2 separate regions of the Homo sapiens genome follow, and region 2 is linked to region 1. Evidence: chromatin loops called from intact Hi-C (ENCODE). Cell type or tissue: sigmoid colon. All regions are shown on one strand. Each heading gives the region's core, and the rest is flanking DNA. Links, peaks and the distances in the headings are about the cores only.

Region 1 (12,533 bases), core at 2,918-10,917:
GATCAGCCTGACCAACATGGAAAAACCGTGTCTCTACTAAAAATAGATAATTAGCCAGGCATGGTGGTGCATGCCTGTAATCCCAGCTACTTGGGAGGCTGAGGCAGGAGAATCACTTGAACATGGTAGGGGGAGGTTGTGGTAAGCCGAGATTGTGCCATTGCACTCCAGCCTGGGCAAGAAGAGCAAAACTCCACCTCAAAAAAAACAACAAAAAAAAACAACTGTGGATGACAAAGACTTAGAATGGCCATGGTTAAAAATAGCATGAGAGTTCATTATTATTATTATTATAATGATGCAACTCACAAAGAAATTTGGTTCTTTCAGTGGAATACAACAATTTAACATAGCCAAAATTATGACTGATAGAATATGAGATTTCTAGACATCTCACACAATTTTTAAAACATTCATATTGATAACATACCCATAGGCCAGGCACAGTGGCTCATGCCTATAATCCCAGACCTTTTGGAGGCTGAGGCAGGAGGATCACTTGAGGCCAAGAGCTCAAGACCAGCCTGGGCAACATAGTGAGACCCTGTGTCTACAAAAAAAAAAAAAAAAAAATAGCCAGTCATGGTGGTGCACACCTGCAGTCCTAGCTACTCAGAAGGCTGACAAGGGAGGATCCCTTGAGCCCAGGCATCTGAGGTTACAGTGAGCAATGATCACATCCCTGCACTCCAGCCCAGGTGACAACAGAGCAAGACTATGTCTCTTAAAAATTACTTAAAGAAAGTTTCGAATCACTTATCTGACAATGCTTCCCATATAACTTAACATCAAATAAGTCTAGTTAGTTTAGCCTCTCTCTTTTACAAAATCAGAGACACATCTTTTGAGCTTTTCCAGGAGCCCAATTTAAAAAATCCCAATGTTAATTCAAGGCCAAAAAGACTTAATTTAGAATTTGATAATGGGAAATTTTTTTCAATGTCAAAAAGTTTAAAATGCTTCATCAAAATAGGATCACAGGTCACTTTGAAGTAAGAGTCACTCATTTAAACAGAGTAATAATTAAAAGACTTCAAGAGGTAAATACAGAAGTTTACATAGTTATCAATAAAACCTTAACTCTTAATATTGAGAAAATGCACTTATCTTAAGTAATCAAATACTTAATAAAAGACAATAATGAAACACAAGAAAATATCTTAATAAAACATAAAATATTTGTTTACTTAAAAGATAAGGAAAAACCCTTCATATTCTCAAACCATTACTCTGAGAAAATCCTGTCATTTTAACAGAGAAGACCAAAATCTACTTTTGTGTCAATGTAGTGCTGAAACTTATTTTAATAAACCTTATAAATGAATCTATTCAATCTTAGTTAACTTTGACCATACAAGATAAAATTTTCACAATGCTTTTATAACCTTTTTTTTACTTCTATTACTGATACTCATTAAGCAATTAAGCAATTCATTTTTACTGTGCATTCTACTCTAAGGTTGTATTTATAGTTTTATGTCCTTAAACATCCAGCAGAGACAACACAGACCTCTCTGACCAGAGAACCAGGCAAAAATTTATGTCTGTATGATATTCAGTGCTGACAATTCTGAAGACAGTCCTATCTTTATTTGATCAGTAATTTTTAAACTAGCTTTTGTTTAACAAGGATTATTCCAGAGCACATGAACTTAAAAAAAAAATTGAGTCAGTTTCTAATTTTCTGAGAATTCTATGAAAACTTAATTTGTTTGAGCATTCATTTATCCCTAAGCCAATTTTAGCATATTGGTTGGGTAATGCCATTGGAGGTAGAAAAAGATCACATATATATAACATATAAACATAGATCATACATGTACACATCCAGAAACATACAAAGAGATGCAACTAGATCTTATGGCTTTCCATTTTTAAAAAATTTTAGTAATGAGGTAGTAAAACAGAGTCATACAAACTCACTGGTTTATCTTCACTTTATATTTTTATCCAGATTGTGTTTCTGATGAAAATAAGACAAGTTGAATTTACCTACTCAACAAGGGTTAAGGCTTTTTACCAATATTTGTGGAGAAGATTTTAAGATTTTTTCATTTGCCCAATTTCCAAATAGTCCTTTCTTTTTCTCTTTTCAGCCTCAGGTGCTTGCTTTTGAGGGGCCCTGTGTCCCTTATGAGCCCCTGGAGGGTAGAGAGGCTAAAATTCAATTGACTCAGGGGCAGGAGTGGGAAGGGAAAGGATCTGGCAAAGGTAACCAGAGTTGGCAGAGCATCTAGTCAGCAGGGGTTCAAAGAAAGGAGCTTCTGGTGACAGAATCATTCCAGTGAGAGAAGCAGGATCCAGTAGAGAGAACAGAAAGAATAAACAGAACGGGGAGGCCTCACAGAGAGTCAGGAAGAAAGACTTCCAGCCCAGGGAGTCAGGGAATAATTCCAACTCAGAGCAAGGAGCCAGGAAAAAGACGTCCCAGCTAAGGAAGTACCCTTGAAAAGAAGCCTGGAACTCTAACCCAGCTTCACAGAGTATACTCATACCTTAAGAATCAAAATCTGTCTTTACCAGCTTGCCCATTTCACCACATTAGGACACATAGAGTGTACCTTCCAAGGACATTTGTCCAGAGCAATTGTTCAGGAGTCTGACTCATCAACTGATCCTCTACTGTATTGAATAATTTCACTGTAACAATTATGGGGCCATGGTTGGTCTCTGTCTTTCATTCTCTTCAAATGTCGAATGGGCTTTGACTGTGGTTTACAGTCAAGAGGGATACACTAAAAGATTACCATTCATGCAGGGATTTAAGACCATTTCCTAAAGGGAACTTGAAGCAGTTGACAACTTGGTGGGGGTCTTTCTCTTGAGTTGATAACTCTCTTCATGGGGTAACCTCCACACTCCTGCCTAGGAGAGTCACACATTTGAAGACAGAGCAGAAAAGGGGCTGACATCTCATTTTAGGAAAACCTGCACCTAATCCTGTATTTCAGTGTGCCTCTCCTCTCTTGCCTGCTCCCTGAGACCAAGGTCCCTCTCCTCAGTCTCTCTGGAAAGCAGACCTCCAGTCTTCTGCAGGATAGCAGAAGAGTCAGGTGCCCATTCCTCAAAGGGAAGCAGGGAATCTTGAGGTCTATTTCCTCCACAGACTTTGTATTCCAAATTCCACAGTCCTCCTGCTTTCACCACCACTGGTCACCACACTAGGGATCCTGCCGACTTTCTCTTGTCAGTTAATCATTTACTCTCTTGCTATGGTCTGAATGTATGTGTTCCTGCAAATTCATATGTTGGAACCTAATACCCAGTGTGATAGTACTAAGAGTTGGGGCCTTTAGGAGGTGATTAGGTCACAAAGGCTCCACTCTCCTGAAAAGAATTAGTGCCCTCATGAAAGAGATCTGAGTGCCCCATGAAAGAGATCTGAGCAAGCCTGCTTGCCCATTTCACCATGTTAGGACACAGAGTGTGCCATCTATGTGGAACAGGCCCTCCTCAGCCACTGAATCTGCTGGTGCCTTTATCTTGGACTTCCCAGCCTCCAGAACTATGAACAATAAATTTGTATTGTTTATAAATTACTCAGTCTAATGTATGTTGTTATGGCAGCTGAACAGACTAAGACACTCATTCATCCACTGTCCAGTTCCCAAAACATCCTGTTGTTATTCCACTCACTTTCTATTTGTCCTTAAGAGTTTGTGCTCCCTTTAATTCCTTTACTGTCTTTTTGGTGGGATTTGGGGTGGGGGTAGAAGGAAATTCACGTGTTCAGTCTGCCATATTTAACTGAATGTCACTTCTATCTGGTTTTCAAGGTGTACACTTTAATCAGAGTCTACCACACTAGTCCTACCCTCACTGAACTTCAAAATCCTGCTGTATTCAAGGCCCAAAGGAAATATCAACCCTATCTGAACAAGCCCCTCTGAACAACCCCCAATACCCTCTAATGTATAATTTTACAATATCAGGACCCCATCCACACAGACAGGACCCTTAGAGGGCCTGGGCAAGTGTACAAATGGACACCCACATACCATATGTCTAAATATTCAAAAGTTATAAATCAAGCAAACAAGCTGTTAAATACATTCCCTCCTCCTACAATGATAATTATACTTTCATAACAACCTGGAAACTTAAGTTCAAATTTAGAATTATCGGACTGCTTGGAGTTTTGCACTGAAACAGGCAGTGCAGCAACAGTTGGCCCCTAGCCTGTCCCTTTTTTTCATACTGGCCCACCCTGGACCAGTTGTGAACACCTATATTCACTCTCTAGGCCCTTATATGAAAGCTCTTCTCCCCATCCCCACAAATATCCCCCCTTGGCCCAACTTTGGGCCTAGACGTACTCATCCAATTGTGTGGCCCACCTGAGGAAGAGGAACCCAGGAAGAAAGCCAGCACAGGCCCTGGAAGTGCCTTGGAGCTTGTAATGGTTAATTTTAATGTATCACTTTGGCTGGCCACAGGCTGCTCAGATATTTGGTTAAACATTATTCTGGGTGGGTCTATCAGGGTGTTTCTGGATGAGATAAACATTTGAATCAGTAAACTAAGTAGACTGCCCTCCCCAGTGTGAGTGGGCTGCATTCAATCCATTGAAGGCCTGAACAGAACAAATGGCCAAGTAAGGGAGAATTCTCTCTCCTCTGTCTGACTGCCTTCTAGCTGGGAAGTTGGTCTTCTCCCACCTATGGATTTAGACTTGGACTTGGATGGAATGTACACCACTGGATCTCCTCATTTTCAGACCTTCAGACTCAAACTGGAACTATACCATTGGATCTCCTGGGTCTCCACTTTGCCAACTGAAGATCTTAGGATATCTCAACCTCTATAACTACGTGAGCCACTTCCTTATAATAAAGTGTTTATAATAAATGCTTCTTATATAATATATATACATTTAAATATGTGGGTGTGTAACCTATTGGTTCTGTTTCTCTGGAGAACTCAGACTAACACAGGGTCATTTGGATGGGGCTTTCCAATGTTCCAGGAATTGGAGCATTGTCTAGAAGGCAGAGGTGTAGGAGACCAGAAAATGCTACTCCAAAGTATGCCTCTTTGGCTTAAGACTTATTTTGAGCTTATTATTTTGAGAAGCTACAGACACAAAAGATGCTCTGAAAACAAAGTGGCAGCTACCTTTGTGTAAGGGAAATTTATATCTATAAAAGGTGAAATCTCCATCTGTAAGAGTGTCTCCCTCTCTGTACCAGGACTCAAATCACTAAAGACTCTTATCAATGGAGAAGGCGCTGACTCAGATCTGCAAATACAAACATTACTCTTTGTTTACTGTGCTTTTTCTTCCCATAACCAGCCTTCCCCATGCCCTTGTTTCTTAGTTTCCATAGACAATAGTTTTTAAGCCTGAATTCCAAGCCACCTCTTTGAGATTCATTCATTTTTCTGAGTACCTCCCATCTATGCATGAGGGTATACTTGTTATTAAACTTCTGTTTTTCTCTTGTTAATCTGTCTTTTGTTACAGGGGTCTGTCCCAACTAAAAACTATGAAAAGTAGAGAGAAATTATTTTCCTCCCCTACACAGGCATGAGCTCCAAGTTGGCATGTCAACTTGGCTTTTGGACTCTAACCCTAGGAAAAGGGCAAGACCAGAGAAAGCTCAGACGGAGTGTGACACAGAAGTGTCAGAGGGGGCCAGCTCTTGTTGTCTAGGAGACTTTCTGATCTCACTCATGTCTGGAACAAAGGAGAGAAGAGTCTTCCCCATCCCAAGCCTAGCTCAAAGAAATAAACATTCACAAAAATTTCGTAGCTTCCAATCTTATAGCATCATCCAAATCCCTCCCAATTTGTACCCACCTCCCATCAACATAATAACCCACCTCTTCCAGGGAACAGAGCCAAGGAGGTTTACCTTTTAAGGGCTTTGTCTTCTGTTACGATCTGCCATGGTCTACAGCATAACCAGTTAAATCTTGATCTCTTTCTGTCCAGCTTCTTCTGTCTTCCTGACGCCTAGTGTCCATATGTCAAAATATATTGATATATATTTTAGAAATGGAGACAATCAGCCATTAAAACAGTAGTTCCCAGCCTTTAGGGTTTCAGAAACCAATACTTTTAATTTTAATTCACAGGCCATGATTCCATTAAAGAAAGCCAGCTGAACACAAAAATATAGGAACAGCATCATCTCTGTGTAAAGGATACTCCAAATTAAATAAGCTTGGCTTTATAAAAAAAAAAAACTCACTATATTTTCTTTACTTTTCACATTTAGTCTTAGACCAGGGAAACTTGATTCTTTTCTCATTTTTTCCACAAAGACCAATATTTGGAAATTACTTCTTTAAAGCTCATAACGGGAAAAATTTTAAAGCCGTTATGTTAACACGGAAGTACGCCAGTGTCCAGATTCCTGGGATGGGCAGGGAGTACAGAGAGAAGAAGACGTCTGCCCTCCAGCAGGGCTTACTCCAATTCTATTCTTTTTCCATGGCTCAGGCTGGACCTTGACATTGACAGGCGCAGCTCCTAAATCTTCCTTTGTTTTCAAATTCATTTCTCCCAGGTCGTCTGGACTGTAAGCTCCTCTACAGTGACAAGTATTTTGCTTCATTTTTGTTTCTTCTTCTCATCTCCAAAGCCAGGACTAGGGTGAGCTTATCTCTCACCGTTCCCCCAACAAAAGCCCTCTCTCCAGGTGCTGCCTCTGCTGCCCTCACCTGTGCTGTGCCCATCCAGCCTCCCCGTACTTGCTCATGCCCTCTCCCCCAGAAATGCCCTCTGCCTTCCCAGATGCTGTGGAGCCCAGCCCAGGGCCCCTCTCCAGGAAGCCCACCGGAACCTCCCTGTCTTCTGAGTGCCTGTGACCCTCTTAGCAACACTGGGTTCTCAGCAACCTCCAACCTCCAGGCGTTCTCAAATCTATCACAGGTGTGTCCACTGGACTGGAGCTCCACCTGCATCACACACTGTCATGGATGTGTCAGGAGTTGGCATCTTACCATCCTCTGCCCCAGGAGCAGTATGGGGGCTTTTTGCTAAAAGCCAGTACACTGAAGCTTCAGCCTAGATTGTAGCCCAGCGTTCTGCTCACAGTTGGGGGAACCAGACGGGGGCTGCCCGGCTGTCCTGCCTTACCCTGCGGGGAGAGCGCTTGGTTATTTCCATCCAAGCCCCTCCCTGGTGCGTTTGTTCTGCAAACTCTCTGGTCACACTCCAAGCCACTGCCTTTGCTGCACTGTCTGTAAACATGACAGTCTCGGGGCTATATTAAGATTTTATGAGTCTGTAAAACAGATTAAGAGATTCAGTGTGAAATTCTCCTTTTTAAAAGCTCTTCTTTCCCTTCAGATCCCATCAGCTGCACCAGCCCTGGCCCCATTGGCTTCCCATCCTGCCTGGGGACTGCTCTGAGATTTCAAAGTTAAAGTAAATGCTGCTTTTTCAAAACATATGGGCACCAGCTTCCCTCCCTTCTCATCCAGTGTTACTATTCGACTAGGTGATGGATCCCATTTTTCTTGACACTTAGGCATTGAAGGGGCTTTCTAAATGGTGTCTTTCCCTTCTCTAAACAAGCATGGCTCAAAATATAAGCTACTCAAGTGAGAATGTGAGAGGATGAACAATTGGCCTGGTTTTCCTGGGACTTTCAGCACTAGAAGTCCCATGTCCAGAAACCCCACGGCGCTGGGCAAAGTGGGAGAGTTGTTTGCCCTAGCATGAAGGCTTCTTGCAGAATCACCAAATGTTAGAACCAGGGGAATTGTCTGAACACTGGGAGAGAAGACTTTCAAATGATTTAGAGCCTCAGACCACTGTTTCAAATGAAAACTTATCTGAGAAGCAATAAGCAAACAGACGCGACAGGAAATCCTCTGGTGGACAGAGGTGGGGAGCCTGCAGGGAGAGTAAGGCTCTGACCTGGAACACTGGGCTTCTCTGATGTCATCCAACAATCACCCAACCCCCAAGAAGACAGGGGGCTCCCACTCACCTCAAATCAAAGCCCTGGGAGGAGCTTTGCAGTGACTTTGGTTAATGATATCAGATTAAAAACTGCAGCCCCAAGGGGAAGTATGACTTTAGGGGCCAAACTAGACCTCCTCTTCCTTAATTTCCAAAAGAGACAGCTAGACATGCCCTCTGGCAGCACCTCCTTCCTCCCCACATACATTTGCTTTCTAATTTTGGAAAATAATCTCATGAACCCCAAACCCAATCTTAGAGACACTGCCACATAAAACCCCCACACGCATGCATGCATGCACCCACAGTCGCCTCCCTGGGGGCCTTGCACACCCTGACTGAGAGGGCAGCCAGCCCTGCTTCTGGCAGGGAAGATGGAGAGAGGGACAAGGAGAGGAAAAGGAAAAGGGAGAATCAGGCAGACAGAAGTAGGGCAGAAGCTGGGTTCAGAGCCTTGGCCATGCTATCACCAGCTTACAGCCGAGAAACAGACAGGCAGAGTGAGGGTACGAGGCTGGGGTCAGAGGTTTTGAAGCCAGACTCATCCCTGGCCTCCTGACTCAAGGCTCTTTCTGCCACCCAGACAGAATCATACCTAGCTGGGCCATGGCTATTTAAGGGAGGCCATTCACCCACTAATCACAGATTCTGACCTTCATGGCTTAGTCTGACCTTCACAGCTTAGTATGAAAAAAATGCAGGGAATGGGGGCATTTGAGGAGTCCATGCCGGGACCTCCAAACACTGCATCTCTGAGATCAATATAGACCTTCTGGAAAGGCCCTGGTTATTTACAAGCTTCTGCTCACACCTAGTGCCCAATTCGTCACATTCTCACTAAACACAACCTCAGCACCATGGGGGGACAGGGAAGGGTCTGTTCTCCCTGCACATAGAAGCGGCCAGGCACCCAGCTTACCCTGAATCTGGAAACTTCTGCACTCAGAATCCTGGATTCCATTCCCCAGTCAACTGCAGGTCCCAGGTAAGGAAACCCATTCCAGTTCTCTGAGTTTGGGAAGAAAGGGCAGGCCCACTCATCGGTGATGCTGGAGCTCCAGCTGAAGAACCCACCAGCCCTGGAGGAGGGGGGCCTGGGCTGGGCGGACTCTCTGGCAAGAGCAGGTTTCCATGGAGACATGAATCCAGGGCTGGAAGGACCTTCTCAGTTTGCTCTGAGCCACTGCCTGGCTCACACCCTACGTGAGGCTCCTGCCCTCATCTCCCCCTGGCATATTCTCCCCACATTGGACTGGCAGATGATGGCTCACTGTGCAAAGCACTTAGTGACAGGATCCTTTTATTCCTCACTCTAACCAACCCAATGGGCACGAACTCCATCAAAGGATGAAGCAGAGTCCCAGAAGATCAAGTGTTCGCCCAAGTCTCAGAGTTTGGGAAGAAAGGGCAGGCCCACTCATTGGTGATGCTGGAGCTCTGGGCGAAGAACCAAAAGTCACCCAGTGAGTTCACGGGGACACACAGCTCCACCTCCAGCAGAGGTTCCTACTCCCCCAGCTGGGACAGCCACTGCAGCACCGCTCTGCTCTCTCGCCTCCCCAGCGGCAGACACCCCAGCCTGTGCCACGGCCACTGCTCAGGGTGAGCCACATGCCCCCTGGGCACCCTCCGCTGGCATATGTCAGATGTTGCTCTCACAGACTTTATTTTATCACTACAACAAGCCTGTAAAACAAGTCTGAGCCTATCCCCCTTCTGTCTGTAGATGGGGAAGGAGGTTTGATTTGCCCAAGGACCACCAGGGAATCACTGCATGGGCTGACCCCAGCTGCAGCCCTCCTGCATGGCTGCCTGTCACTCCAGCTAAGCAGAGGAGCTGCCGTTACCAGCACCCTTTCCCTTTCTAATCTGAAGGCAGCCCTGCGGTGAGAGAGTCCCAGCGTCACCCATCACCCCAGCAGGTCAGGGGCCCTGGAGTCCCCCCTTGATGAATGACCTTAGCAGGAAAGAGAAATCTGCCCCCTCTCCATGCCCCACACCCACAGCCAAACAGTGGCTTCTCACCACTCCAGCTTCCTTTCCAAGAGGGTCCAAGCTCCCACCGTGGCTTCCACACTATTCAGACACTTCCTAAGTTCACGGGTCATTCCAGTGCTTTGCCACTTCCAGGGAAATCAGCACTGGAAATGCAAGTCAGCAAATAGGACAGAAGCCCAGGAACCAAGGGTAGGGCCCAGGGAGCCCTACCAGGGGCTGGCAATCTAGGGCAAGTCTCTCCCCTCCAGGCTCGTCTCCTCCTCTGTTGTCGGATAAAGCAAATCGCTTCCAGCTCTATATGCCCCGCCATCTTTTTGTAATTAATATTTCAACTGATTACATGAGTTAGAGGAAACCAAACAATGAGGATGATGAAAACAAAAAGTGTTTGCATTGGAATTTACACAATGAACTCACCCTAGAACTATTCCAGAATTAAAAGCCTCTTAAAATACGGTCAGATGCAGCATAGGCCAACCCATGCTGCTTTGAGCTGCTTCCAGTGGTCTTGGTTGGAAAGAATGGACTGCCTAGGATGGAGGGGGAGTGGGGTGGGGTGGGGAGGTGGGGGCCTGCACAGAACCTGGGGGAGCAAACCCTGGCCTCAGACATGAAGTCTGACAAAAGAGCCTTGTGTGGTGTAGGGCTCAGAGTCCAGTTTCTTGTGCTGAGAACCAAGTGGAGGATCGCGTGTCTGCCTACCCGCCCCATGTCCCCCCACCCCATCCCCCCACTGAGCGCCCACTGCTTGCATCGGGGCCATCAGGAATAGCAGTGAGGGGGGCTCTGTGGCTCCCTGGAGCTCTCAGCCGCCTTGCATATCTCCAGGGGCTTCTGGAATGGTCTGGATCTGTATACAGTTTCAGGGTTTCCTTGCTTTTCCAGTCTGAGACTGAAACTCATCCTCTAAGCATTTGAAAGAAACAACAGGAAAACTCAATCCTCTTTCCTTCCACAGCACATTTAGGGTGAGAGCTTCACAGCTGAAAATCTCCTTTAAAGAAAACGCGGCCCAAATATGCTGGGAGGAGAAGCCAGTGGATCTAGGAGGGGCCGGCGTTGCCGGCTCTGTCTCTGGGCTGACAACCTGGTTTCAGTATTGGTAAGTGGGTCAACCCCAGCTCCAGCGGCTCCTCCTCACCTCTGCCGATTGAGGGCCACTGCAAATTTCAAGCAGAATAAAAGAGTATTCTGAGGGCCACTGCAAATTTCAAGTAGAATAAGAGTATTCCACAGTTAAAGAAAATTTTATATATCTATATCCATCTCGCACAGATTACGTACTAGGCCTTCGTCTAAGCACTTCTTAATTATTAACTCATTCAGTCCCATTTTACAGATGACAAAACTACCAAGTGGAGAACCAAGGTCACGTTGCTACTAAATGGCAGAGCCAAGAGTTGAGGCCAGGCTATCTAGGTAGGACCAGGACCCAGAGTGGAGGGTGGGCCCAGGGCTGCCAGGTGGGCTCAGCGGGCCTGGAGCTGGTTTGAAACACAGGCGCTGCGGTGACCAAGTGAGCTGGCCCTGAAGGGCAGCGTGAGGGAAGAAGCCAGACCCCCCAGCCAGAGCCCCAGCCCTCAAGGGACAACTTGGCCAGGACAAGCTACTGGAACAGGCCAGGGCCCTTTTGGCGGGGAAGGGAGAACTGGACCACCCGGCCGAGAATTCCAGAGACTTTTCTCACTGATGGGAAGAAAACTGGGTCCCGGTAGGGGCCAGTGGGGAACGGGGCTTTGAAGGAACTCAGGACTCAGGCGTCCTTGGGATCATCTCGGCAAACTGCAGGTCTCCGGGGAGCCGCTCCGGTGCATTCCCAGGTCCAGCCTGCCCCCTGCTGGCTGTGTCGGGGAACCAAACACAGGCGTCAGCCTCATCGTGCAAAGGTGGACTTCTGAGTTCTCAGATACCCCCGTGAAGCCCACGCTAATAAACTGGGAATGACACGTCACAAAATCAGTTATAGAGTGCTGCTGATACAGTCATCATTCATTCTAACCACGTATTTAAACCGAGAAGATTGCATGTATGTTCTGCCTGTCAAGGAAACCATGGCATAAATTGTGTAAAATTTGTGTGCAGCATATTTTTGTCAGAAGTGGGGCAGAGAGGAGAGTGTTTAGGGGCTGGAGGTTAAAGTGCTGGAATCCAGGTCACCTCTACCCCAGTATACTCAAATGGTTGACTCAGGGCTTCAATGAAACACTCAACAATCGGAACGGGGAGTTTCAATCCTGCTAAGAAAACAGTCTATTTCCCTTCTGCTAATTTCATTAAATCAGTCTAGTATTTTTCAAAGCCTTTTGGCAGTTATCATAAAACAGACTCTCTGATCCCATAGGACAGTGATAGAGGATCATAAATCCAGCTGATTTGCATCTTTTAATGACCCAAACTTAATCACCCATAAAATCCCAGCCTCCAGCCAGACTGGCTTCCAGTTCGTTGCTGTTATTTGAGTATTTGCAGTAGAAAGTTTAATTTTGCTTTCACCTGGCCAGGACCCTGGGCTCACACCCACCATGTGCTAGCATCTGTAGTAAGAACAAATTTTGCAGAACAAAGCAGGTGACAAAACAGGTATTATTTTTCTATAACAGGACTTAATATGAGAGTCCAG
Region 2 (12,533 bases), core at 2,913-10,912, 50 kb before region 1:
ATGAAACGCTACGTAAATGTCAGGCCCAATGCTGAGTCAAGGCCAGCTCACTCCTCCTCCTCACCCACAGTAGCCTCCTCACTCTCATAGATACAGCACCTTTCTTCCAGACAGCTACGGGATCTTAATGGATCTGCCAAATCACTGTTCCCCAAACACCCTTGCTATAAATCATGTCAGCTTCACTCAGCTGCCTCTGAGGTTCTGAGCATGTGTGCATGATATTGGAATAAAATTTAAATTAAATCCAGAAGCTGCAACACTTCATAAAACTTAAACTGCAAATTCCTCACTGTGGAATGCCAAACTGAAAAAGTAATCAGAAATAAATACTTCATTTCGCCTCATGTGCCCTGAAGACCCCCAAACTTGGCTCCAAAAGATCTGGGGCCTTCCAAAGACAGGAAATCTATGCAAGAAACTTCTCACATGGCCTCAGGATTCAAGCCATCCCCATGCACTTTTAGGAGAGAAAGCAGAGTCCCAAACCAAGGACCAGGATGGAAAGCAACCCCCAAATTGTGCCGGATCAAGAGATTAGGGAGGATGTCTTTGCTGCTTTCCAGGTGGATGTCTGGCTGCCTCCCTTGCAATAACCAGCTCTTGTCTTCTTCAGGTGAAATTTCCAACTGCCCAGAAGCTGCCTGGTGGATGCCTGCTACCCATCTGAAGTTCACCTAAAGGATTTACGAGTTTCTGCCCTACAAGTTTGATGCAAAGTTCATGCTGAGAGGCACCTTAGGAAACACGAAGCACGGTGTGTGCATGTGTGTTCTAAATAGTAGAGTTTCCAGGAGGGCTTCCATCAGCACCGAGTGTTTACGAGAGACTGCCACAGCGGTGTGGTAGACATACCTGCTCCTGCTGCCAACACGATTTGCTAGTGTAATTAACATTCAGGCTGAAACTGGAGAAGGCAGTTCAACTCACAAAGACTATTTTTAGAGACCTCTTAATGGAAAACTCTGTTCCTTTCAAACCACACAGCTTTCTGTAATTAGAAGAGAGACTATTATTCAAGTCAGATTTTACTTTTTCTCACATTTCTGTGCTTTATGCAATGTTATCCTAAAACTGCATTTACTTGGGGAGGACAACACACAGAGAAGCGGCATCGCTGGGCGGGGCCCTCGCAGCGTCCTTACCCACCCTCCCGCAGCACAGGGAGGATGTGGTCACCAGCACAATCCCCCACCCCCACCCCAAGTCCCACCCTGACCCTACTGGGGATCACTTAGGTGACACGGCACCATCCTGTGCATTTTTCTCTTAGAAACTGGCTACAGGTTCCCCAAAAGCTCTGACATTTCTGGGGGATAGTTTAAAATGTGTCTTCTATCATTCCCATTACAGAAACATAGATGCCCCCCCTCCCACAAGTTCATTCATGTGCCCATCAAATAGCATCTCCTTGGTGCCAAGAAAGGGACTGGACCCCGCAAGGCGCCCACCCAGATGTACACTGAAGGCACCATCCCTGCCTTCATGGAGCTTATTTTCTAGTGTGGGGACTAGGGGGATTGTGCTAAACCAGGCAATACATCAGCAAAACATACAGAGCTTTTGATAAACATTTTAAAAAGAAAAAAGGAAGAGAGGGGAAGCAGGAGGAAGGAAGGGAGGGGGAGGAAAGGAAAAGGGGAAGAAGGAAATGAAAGAAGTGAGAAAGGAAGGGAGGAAGCAAGGACTCAATAGGAGACTTTAAACAGGGGAGAGATGTGACAAGGACCATATTCAGGATTGGGTAGAAAGTGGGGATGCTGGTAGACCAGTCTGGGGCTTGTGCAGGGGAGGGATAGTGGTGACTTGGGATGGGACAGGGACTGTGGAGAAGGGAAGAAGGGGACAGATTCAAGTCCACTGTTAGGGGTAGCACCAGTAGGACGTCCTGGAGTGGCCGCAGGTGGGAAGGAGAGAGGAGGAAAGGATGGGGTGGGGGCTTGTGCAGGGGACTTCTGCTGGAGAAAGACTAGGAAGTGAGAACACTTAGATTCCAAAGGCTACAGCTTGAGCAGCAGCTATTGACAAGAGACTCTCTGCTAAGGCCAAATGCAGAAACCATCCTGTTTGCAGATAAGCCAGATCACCTGCAAGTTTCTTCATTCGATCACTCAATCAGAAAATACTGGCTGAGCTCATGCCAGAGCCAGACCCCGGGCAGGTTCTGGGAAGTCGGCCACAAGGACTCAATCTGCAGCCTAGTAGGGAGACAGACATGCAGATGAGGACCACCCTCCCAGGAGGTCAAGGCTACCATGGAGGGCTCGGGGCAAGGAGACAGGTGTGGGGAGAGGGGCCACCTGGTCCATCTGCTTGGGGTACCAGGAATGGCTGCACAGGGACCAGACAACTGAGCAGAGTTCTCCAGAACAGCTGGAGGTGGGCAGGATCTATCCATGTGTTCAAGTTCACTGCAGCTTTAAACAGCCATGAGGTTTTTAATGGCAGAAGGGCACTGGAGACCTTCTGCAGTGAAGAAAATATTCCATATCATGGTTCAGGTACACATTATACATTTGTTAAATGTACAATCTATAAATCAGCAGTGTACAATCAACAAACTGTACACTTTACATCTAATTCACTCTATGTAAATTTTGCTAACAGTACCTTATATCTTCAATTAAAAAAAAAGATTTAAAGCTGTAAACACAAGCCAGGAGGCTCATTGTTAACTCTCACTAAATTTAAGTGAATACTTTGTAATAACCTAATGCATTGACTTGACCTTTTAAGAGGCAATTCTGCCCTTTTGAAGCTGTAGGTTCAAGCTTTTGGCTGGGCACAGGCACACTCTGCCATCAACCTCAGGCATAGCGGATCCCACACAAGACAGTATAAGAGCAGGATTCGTGTAGCTCGGGACACGGGCTTCCCTCCACCCTGAGGTTCAGCGTCCAGGAAAGATCTCCAGAAAGTACACTACCAGCCCACATCCCACCTGTAACAGGTCTTCAGGGCCTGCAGGGGGGACTCGCCCTCAGCAAGTCCACCTCCTGAATCCTATGTTTCTATAAATCCCGATTGCAGTCCACACAAGGCTTAATTTTTTTTCTTTAAAGAACACTCTTTGCCAAAATCTGTGTTGAGTAATTAACTAGTGCCATGCCCAGCAAGGGAAAGCAGCTGTATAATTTATATTCCACAAGGCTCCACCTGACAAGCGGAAGCCCGGCCAGGCGCTGCTTTCCTTCAGCCCTGCATTGGGTTCTAATTGTGTTCACCCAGGCTGCTCATGTTTGCTGGGCCGTTCAAAGCCTCCAGAATATTTCTCTTTCCATTGTACGGTACTAAATCTTTGTCAACACTTCTCCAAATGCAGAAGTTGACAGTCAGCCCTCAATGACTCAAATGGAAAGCTAGTAAAAGCTCCCAAAGGAACATCTTTCAACAAGTCATAATGCTTTCATAAAATGAAGGCAGGATAACTATAACCACTCTCCTCTTCCTGTCATGTTCTCTCAAAGCAGAGACAATGGAGGTGATTTGGGGCTTCCTCAGTGTCCAGGAACAGTATCAGTCATGTGTTCACCCATGAGGGCCATGGAGCAGTGCCCTCAACACAATCTCATGCCAACATTTAGTCCCTCCATGCTGATGCACGTGGAAACAAAGATGCCCTCGAGAGAGGTGGCCCAGCTTCCATATCCCAGGACTGCCAGGGTCACAGCCACCTACCTGTACTGGTGGGTGCAGCCAGGCAGCGCCCGAACCCACAGAGACAGTGTAGGGAGCAGGTGCAGCCACCATAGACAGGTGGGGCCACCACAGACCATAATGGCAGACAGAGGCTGGAATGTCCCTCACTGAACCCAGCCCCACCGAGCTGGCCCACCTGCACATTCGCGCCCCTGCACACCTGCCTCATCTCCCGACTCAGCCTTTGGTTGCTCACCCATGCCAGACAGGTGCCTTGCTTTGAATGCCTGGACACCTGGCCAGGTTTTTTTTACTCCTTCTCCCTCTGGAGTCTGGGAATCAGTTCTGTGCATTTGCGGCCCTGGAGGTAGGATTCTTTGTCAAATCAATGGCCAAGATCATGACCTCCACCCGGACAGAACCCTTTCATGTCCTGTCAGCATTCATCAAACCTAGTATCACTCCCCCACTGCAGAGATTCTCGGAACTGCACCCCCGGCCCCTGTTGCAGTTCCCAGGGGGAGTTCTCCTGATCCACTGCATCCCAGCTTTCTTCACTTCCCGTCAGCAAGGGCTACCTCAGCACCTCCTCATTGTGCCCTCCCAGATACAAGCCCCAGGCTGGTGCAGAATCATCAGTTACTAGACATTTGCATAAGTGAGTTAGGCATAACTGGTGTGAAATACAGGTATGAATGCAGGTGCTCACCCAACTGCACCTAAGTCTCTGCCTCATTATTGACTGTATCCGTTTTCTGGGGCTGCAGTAACAATGCACCACAGAACTGGGTGACAACACAAATTTATTCTCTCACGGTCCTGAAGGCCAGAATTCTGAGATCCAGGTGTCCACAGAGCCACACTCCCTCCACCAGCTCTCGGGGAGGATCCACTCTTGCCTCTTCCAGGTCTGGTGGCCCCAGGTGTTCCTTGGCTTGTGGCAGCATCACTGCAATCTCCACCTCTGCCTCCATGGGGCCATCGTGCTGCTATGTCTGGATCTCTGTGTGTCCACATGGCACTCCCCTCGTGTGTCTGTGTCTGTGTCCAAATTTCCCTCTTCTTATAAGGACAGCAGTCATCCTGGATTAAAGCCCATCCCAAGGACCTCATCTTATCTTGATTAAACCTGCAAAGACCCTATTTCCATATAAGGTCACATTCATAGATACTGGGAGTTAGGACTTCAACATATCTTTCTGTGGGGGACAAAATTCAACCCATACAGACCTTATGTTTCTCTTGATCTATCTAGTTTTGTGACTCTCTCATTTGGGAATTTGTTCAGCAAGTATTTATTGAGCACCTGTTACATTCCATGCACTATGCTGGGTATGAGGGACTCCTGCCCTCAAGAACTGATGGTCCAGGGGACAGGTCCCCCGGCAGCTGCTAGGAAGTGCAGTCTGAGGACACTCAGAGCAGGGCAGCCCCAAGGGGGCTCCTATCCCAGCCTTAGGGCATCGATGAAGTTTCTCAGAGGAAAGAGTGATGGAGATGAGAACTAGGCTGAATACGATTAGGTTGGTGCAAAAGTAATTGTGGGTTTTGCCATTAGTTTTAAAGGCAAAACCCACCATTACTTTCGCACCAACCTAATAGCCAGGTGAAGAGGCCATGAACGGAAACAGCTCCAAGAAACTCAGAGATGAGAGAAGCTGAGAGACTTCAGGAAACCTTGGATGATTCAGCAAGGTAGAAACAGAGGCATGGCAAGAGATGAAACTCCAGAAAGTCACATGGGTGCTCACATGTCACTGTGATGCCAAGGCACCCACAGAGCCTCTGTGGGCTCTGATTACAGGTGCCACCCATTGAACACACACTGTGAGCACCGTCTCCTGTAATCATTCCTGCCACCCTGCAGGGGTGGGGTGCTCTACATGTTACCAGTGGTGAATCTGCAGCAACCTCAATTCTTGCCTCCTCCGAAGAAAGAATTCGACTGAGGGGCATAAGGCAGAAGGAGAGACTGAGGCAAGCTTCAGAGCAGGAGTGAAAGTTTATTTGAAAAGCTTTAGAACAGAAAGGAGGGGGGAAGGAGGGGCAAACTTGGAAGAGGACCAAGCGGGTGACTTGCGGAACCACGTGCACAGCTAGACCTCTCGACTGGGGTTTTCTGCATTGGCATACTTCCAGGATCTTGCATTCCCTCTCCCCACTCCTGAGATCTTATTAGGAAGCTGCGGATCGGTTTCAGGTGTTTTCTCTTAGGAGCCTGCCTTTCCCTGGCAGCGCCTGTGACCAATTATTATTTTAGAGAAACAGTTGACAGCTGCCTGACCATCACATGATGGTCACCCAACACTCCTAGTGCGTGTGTGTGTGTGAGTGTGCAGATGGTGGGCGGGGGGGGGGGGGCAGGCATTCCTGCCCTGCTCATACCTAAGTAGCTACCCACTGTAACCCACTGAACAGGTGAGAAAAGTGAGGCCTGTTGCACTGGCATTTCTCTCCCCAGGTCACATGAGAGAGGCAGCAGAGGCTGCCCTCTGGGACTCAGCTCCACATCCTGGGCCACCCCTGCATCTGCAGACTGGTGCCCTCCCAGACATTGCACCGGTGTGGAAAAGAAGGGGAGGGGCTGGTGGCCAGGGCTTGTTTCCATCTGTGATGCCCTCCTGGGTATTCACCCCAAAGCCTGCTAATTTAGGAGGCACTGCCAGGGATTGGGAGCATGGAAGTGTGAACTGAAACACGCCCAGCCCTCTCCACTCCGGCTGGAGGAAGGCTCTGAAAGGCACTTAGCTTTTTTCATCCCGGGCTCTGATCAATCACCCACTTCCATCTTTGTGATTCTCACAACCTGTTAATTTATTTTATCAAACAACCTCAGTCCAGGCAACCATCCAGTTATTTTTGTCTCTGAAGCCACACAACAGGTTCAACTACTTTGTTGTTGTTTTCATTTGCCAACTAGGTATAGAGGGTCATGAAGGAACTGCCAGACCTTGTGGATTTACCTCTCTTTGTAGTCATACTCCAGACTCCTCCAAAGCTCATCCACACGGGTAGTTCTCTGCTGAAAGAGTGCTTAGCGATGGAAATGGATCCCCGGGCTCTACTCTGCAGAGATGAAGGGCTCTAAATCTGCATAGTAGCTCTTACTCTAGGAGGCTGCTGGGCTCTCTGCCTTGATTTGATTAATGAGTGTGGAGTTTGGCAGAGGCATTCTTGGAAGATTCTGGATTGGTTGTGTGTATATACATAAAATAAAAGATGTGCTGTGGGTATTTTGAGCTAAACATGACTGATAGCTATGTTTATTAAGATAGGAGCAGTCAAAGCCTGGCTGTTTGAAGTTATACACAGATATGCCGAAGAAGTGCAGCCTTATCCAAGTGCGGAGTCTCAGGATAAACTCAAAAGAGAATATGTATTCTCCAAGTAGCATTTGGTGAATAACAAGGCTAGAATATATGTCTCACCACTCTGTATTCTTTCCCTAATGATTGTTTAGGGGGCATTGGCTTGGCAAAAGAGCACTGGAATTATTGCATAAGTGTGTTTATGTGCGTAGGTGTGTATGTGCATACATCTGAATGAATATACGCATGTATTCCGCACCTTGTTCCCACAAAGGGAATTAAAGATGGCTAAGGAAGCTACGTAATAAAATTTAAATAAGTTTTAAATAAATAGATGAGGAAATCAGGGCAAGTGAGATAGAAAATTAGGAATAAAAATAGAGGAAAGAAAGTAGAGAGGAGGGCAAGTGGGTGTGAGGAGAGGAAGGAAAGACGAGGGGTGGGGAGCGAGAAAAAGAGAAGAGGAAGTGGTGAACAAAAGCTTCTGTTTCCATGGTGACCAGCAGCTCCAGGTCCGCAGAGATAAAGCTCTGAAAGAAAGATGGTGTGGACTGGCTGTTTAACCGGATCTGTGGCATACTTCCAAGCACCATCCCTCCTCAGGAGGCACCCCCCTCCCAGGCTCTGGAAGCTGGAAGCTGCCCACAGCCTATGCAATACATAATTCCCAGACCCTGAACCATGCCTGATGGACCAGAGTGAGCACCAGAGTCAGGCCATTGCCAACCGCATTCCCTCCCCTGGGGTTTCAGAATCCAACCTTAAAGGCAGGAAGTCAGTGTCATTTGGTGGCTTGACCTCTTTGGCATGGAGCATGCAATTTGGGAGGAGATCCAGCCTGCCCTGTGCCTGAGAAGCAGAGGAAATGAGCATGGCCAAGTTGAAGGTCAAAACAGCTCTTGCCAAGGTCATCCGGGAACTCTGTGAAGCTAACCATGAGTCTACTTCTTAATCTCTAAGCCACATCGAGCACATTAACCATGGCTTCCTTCCCGGACATTCTCCCATCTGGGATACCGGAATGCCCTGACCAGGCCTTCTCTGCCTCGTCTTCCTTCTCTGAGACTCAAGATGTACATGTTCTTTAGCGCTGGGTCTGGGCCCCTTTTCACTTCCAGCTTTCCCCCTTCTCTCTCTAGGGAAGCCTGTTCATTCTACCCATTGCTGTGGCTTTAAATTCTTGCAGAGAAGTCCCGTGTTCCAGGTCTGTGTGACTGACAGCCTCCTTGACATCTCCACTCAGATGCTGCCTCCAGGTCCCAAACTTCACTCGAAAGGTGAACTCCCCATTTTCCTTCCCAGATTCGTTTTCCTGGTCTCTGCCAACAACACCATTTTATACCTGGATGGTTACTTAAGCCAGAAGCCTGGCACCCGGGCCCTAAATGCTCAACCCCAGCATAGCATCCATCAGCCCATCTCGTAGATTCAGCTTCCAACGTATACCATGTATCTGTTTTCTTCCCTGATTCCCCAAGATTTCACTGCCCTCATTCAGGCCAGCACTATCTTCAACACGGATTTGCTTATCAGCCTCCTGACTAGTCTCCATGCTCTCTCTTTCTCCCTGACAACCTGGATTTGATTAACGGCCTCCTAACTAGTCCCCATATTCCCTCTTGCCTCCTGACAATTTGTTCTCCACGCAGCAGCCAGAGGGGCCAGCTCATAACAACAAATGGATCTGCTTCAAACCCTTTCATTGATTCTTCCCACCCAAAGAATAAAATGCAAAGTCCTTACCAAGAGGTTTGAGATTGGACCTGCTCTGGTCCCCTCCCCTCCCGCGGCTCCTCTGATGCCTTCCTCACTTCTCCCCCGCCTAGATCCTTTCAGTTTCTCAAATATTTCCTGCCTCAGGGCCTTGCACTCACTGTTCCTCTGCCTGAAGGTCCTCGCCCTGCCCTTCACACACTTGCTCCTGCCTCACACATCTGACTCTGCACATCATCCCTGCATGGCAGGGAGATCTCCTCCTATCTCTCCATCCAAAATAAGCCCCACGTAGGCCGGGTGCGGTGGCTCATAGCTGTAATCCCAGCCCTTTGGGAGGCTGAGGCGGGGAGATCACTTGAGGCCAGGAGTTCGAGACCAGACTGGCCAACATGGCGAAACCCTATCGCTACTAAAAATATGAAAATTAACCAGGCGTGATGGCAGGCGCCTGTAGTCCCAGCTATTTGGGAGGCTAAGGCAGGAGAATCACTTGAACCTGGGAGGTGGAGGTTGCAGTGAGTGGAGGTCGGGCCACTGCAGTACAGCCTGGGCAACAGAGCGAGATTGTCAAAAAAAATAAAAATAAAAATAAAAGCCCCACATATTATTCTCCATCTCAGCTATCTGCTGAGCCCTTCAGACAACTCATCATTTCTTCTTAGTTTGTTGCCTTGTATGATGTCAACTTTCTTCCTGGTCAATGGCTCCTTATGGACAGGTCTGTGATTGATCCACACTACATCCTCAGAGTTGGTCAATAGTGCGCATTCATGTATTATTTTGAAAGCTAAGCAGAGAGAAAACAATGACAGGGAACCGAGAAAGTGCTCTATGAACTTTCCAGTCCCTGGTCCTGGTTGCTCAGGAAGCTGTTGCCCACTCCAGCCCTGGAGTTCCGCCGAATACTCCTGACGTTGGCCAGCAAAGCCCTCTGCTGCCCTTGAGCAATTTTCTGCTCCTGAAACCAGCACCTAGCACCTGGCCATGACTCTCTGTGCCCTCTGGGAAAACAGTCACCAGCTTTGAAAGCTTGTGGATTCCAGGGCACTTGGCATAAGGCTGCTCTTTCTCAGGCTTGAAGTTTGGTGCTGTACTTTATGCTTTGGGAGAAAAAAAAAATACCTGTGCAAACCCAAATTACTACAGGAGTGGAAAGCATCTCAGCCACCAAATATTCCCAGCCCTAGGAGCATTATGTTGGTCATTGGTGAGCTTGTATTGCATCCCAGGGGATTAGGGGCAAAATGCTATTATATGTGGGATCAGAGGCAGCTGGATGAAGCGAGAGTAGGTGGTAGGATCCATGGAGTAGGGGCCAGGAGCCCTGGGATAGAGAAGCCACTCTGCGCTGATGAATGATACACTAGATAAGGCTCTGGATTGTTCTGGGCTTCTGTGTCCAGGTCTGCAAGACTGAGAAAACCAGAGCCATCAAGTCACTTAGCTAAGCACTCCCACCCCACCCCCATTCACTCTGTGCTCCTTTCCATGGAGCCCCATGGGAGTTCCTATTCACTGCCATTGACCAGTCGTCTCTGACTGCATTAAGCCCACTCCTTTGAGTGGTGACTGAAGTCCCTAACTGCTCAGCTTTCCATGCGTGCATCTGGCCTCCCTAACTCAGGCTCCTCCAGGGCAGGGACACTGTGTTCCTCTCTCTTCCTCAGCTCAGAACCTGGCAAACATCAGGCATCAAATTAATGTTTGTTGGTTTGATCTGGCTAAATGATCTGAAGAATCCTTTCATTCCTCTAGCTCAAGCCACCTTCTGCCATTTGATTCTCTCTCTCTCTCTTTTTTTTTTTTCTTTTGAAACAGAGTCTTGCTCTGTTGTCCAGGGTGGAGTGCAGTGGTGCAATCATAGCTCACCACAGCTTGGAACTCCTGAGTTCAAGCGATCCTCCTGCCTTGATAACCAGAGTAGCTAAGACTACAGGCACATGCCACCACGCCCAGCTCTGATCCTCATCTTGATTCCAGTTGTTTGCTGGAGGGGGTGAGTAGGGAGTGAGAATGACAGATAGGGAGATGGGGGGCAGAGGGGAAGCCAGGACAGGAAGGGAGGGGAGGGAAGGCCGGACCTAGTGTTTCTGAAATTGAGTGAGATTGGATGGAGGCATAGACATTCAGCTTGAGGCAAAAAGGGAGAGAGTAGGAGATGAAAATAGATCTATACAATCAGCAGATGCCAAAATATTCATAACGTTCCCAAATCTCCCTTAACATCTCTCTAGAGGCGCCCATAGAAAAGATCCTTTATTCCATTTCTAATTCAGGATCCGCTTTGATGTGCTCAGGCACAGGAAGGAAAGTTACAATGACTAACATCTTTAATGTCATTAAAAATAATTAAATTACATAGTCATTTCTTAACACCCAGCCTGACTTTTTTCAACACTTTCTTTCAAAATGAAACATTGCAAAGACATCAGGGAGTTGGAGAGAGCCTGCGGACAGAACCTTCCTTCCAACTGCTGCTCTTGATAGAAGATTATAATGGGCTTCAGAATTCATTTGACGTTTTTCTTGCTATTTTGTACACATAATAATAGATGTAAAGCCTCAGATTTTAATGGCACCTTTCTACCTAACAACCACATGTGCTCTCACAAACATTCACTTTTTGTATGTTGAAGAGGAGAGAAGTATTACTAGCCCCATTTTACAGAAGTAGCAAGTTGATGATTCATAGTGCATAAGCACTAATATTCCCTGAATGCCTGCCATACTCTAGGCACTGAGCTTTCGTACAGTCTCATTTATACCTCTCAGCCAGCTTTTCAGGACTGAGAAAGGATTCAAACCTGGACCACCTGACTAAAAACCCACATGCCTCAACACTGTGCTATATAACTTATTCAACAAATCTTTATTGAACAGCTACTCTGTGCCAGACATTGTCCTGGCTGCTGGGGATACAGTGGTACAGGAGACAGATCTCTCTATTGTCAGGGATGATGTTATAATAGGAACACATAAAGAAATTAAAACAGGGTGATGTGTTCAAGACTGTAGGGCAGGTGTGAGAGAGAGTCCATGCCTCCTGAGGAGTTAATGACAAGAAGGACCCATTCACAAGAAAATATGGGCAGCGCATTCCAATCAGAAGGAAGCCCAGGGATCTAAATATGTTGGTATTTATTATTTCCTCAGCCATTTCACCTGAATATCTGTTGTAAGACAATAATTATTAATATGGAAACAAATATTCACTGGTTATTTATAATAATGAAAACAAATAGAAATGACCTAAAATCGAATAGGGAGAAATTTCAAGAAATTATGACCCTTGTGCTTGCTGAAATATTATGCAGCCATGAAAAATAACTTGGCAGGTTTCGATTCTGGCTAGGAGGTATACCTTACTCTCTATCTCTTCTACTGGTTACAACTAAAAACTCAGGACAGACTATATAAAATAACTATCAGAGTACTGTGAAAAATAATAACAGAGTAGGGAAAGAAATAAAAACTCGAAGAAATACAGATCCAGCAGAGTGTCCTGGAGTGCTCCCACCTCATATTTCCTGGCTTAGACACTAGAACAGCTAAATCCTGAACTGTGTGGCAGATGTTATGTGCACAGAATAAGTTCCAAGAGAAATCCTCCCTTTCTGGCCAGAAAATCAGAAGGGCAGCTCTTGCAGTGCACAGCTTGGGGCTAAATCCGCATTTTGTTTTCCTTTTCCCTTCTTTTAGTCTTCCAGCCCTGTCCCAAGGCAATCCCCAGTCATGATGCTGTGATCCCCTTCAGCAGCAGTGGTCATGGAAGCCATACAAGCATGTAAAATTCTGAGAAAATTATTTCCTCTGACTAGAGGAAGCTGGAAAAGGGGTCCCTGTGGTCCAAAGAGTGAGGTGGGAAGGACG

What was found. Peaks named below come from ENCODE experiments on the same cell type or tissue, not always from the same donor. Only the 100,000 strongest peaks of a DNase experiment are listed, where the experiment ranks them.
Region 2: a loop joins it to region 1, with 3 times the contacts of the local background. A loop is called at or near these places in 3 of 110 quality-filtered maps.

What each region holds. Positions count from the first base shown.
Region 1 is chr10:123,956,111-123,968,643 of GRCh38, forward strand. It overlaps LOC107984128 (a long non-coding RNA gene), which reads right to left and starts at 10,635. Exons shown (of 3, transcript XR_001747628.2): 1 at 8,835-10,635; 2 at 5,856-5,956. RefSeq lists enhancers at 7,778-7,947, 10,173-10,342, 10,339-10,508. In sigmoid colon, for the core only: no CTCF peak of the experiment used is centred there; DNase peaks (open chromatin) are centred at 6,827 and 7,131.
Region 2 is chr10:123,906,322-123,918,854 of GRCh38, forward strand. It overlaps LOC105378534 (a long non-coding RNA gene), which reads left to right. Exons shown (of 3, transcript XR_001747622.2): 3 at 617-2,646. It also overlaps a transcript of CPXM2 not described here. Among named protein-coding and RNA genes, the nearest start is that of CPXM2, 21 kb to the left of the region's middle. In sigmoid colon, for the core only: no CTCF peak of the experiment used is centred there; no DNase peak of the experiment used is centred there.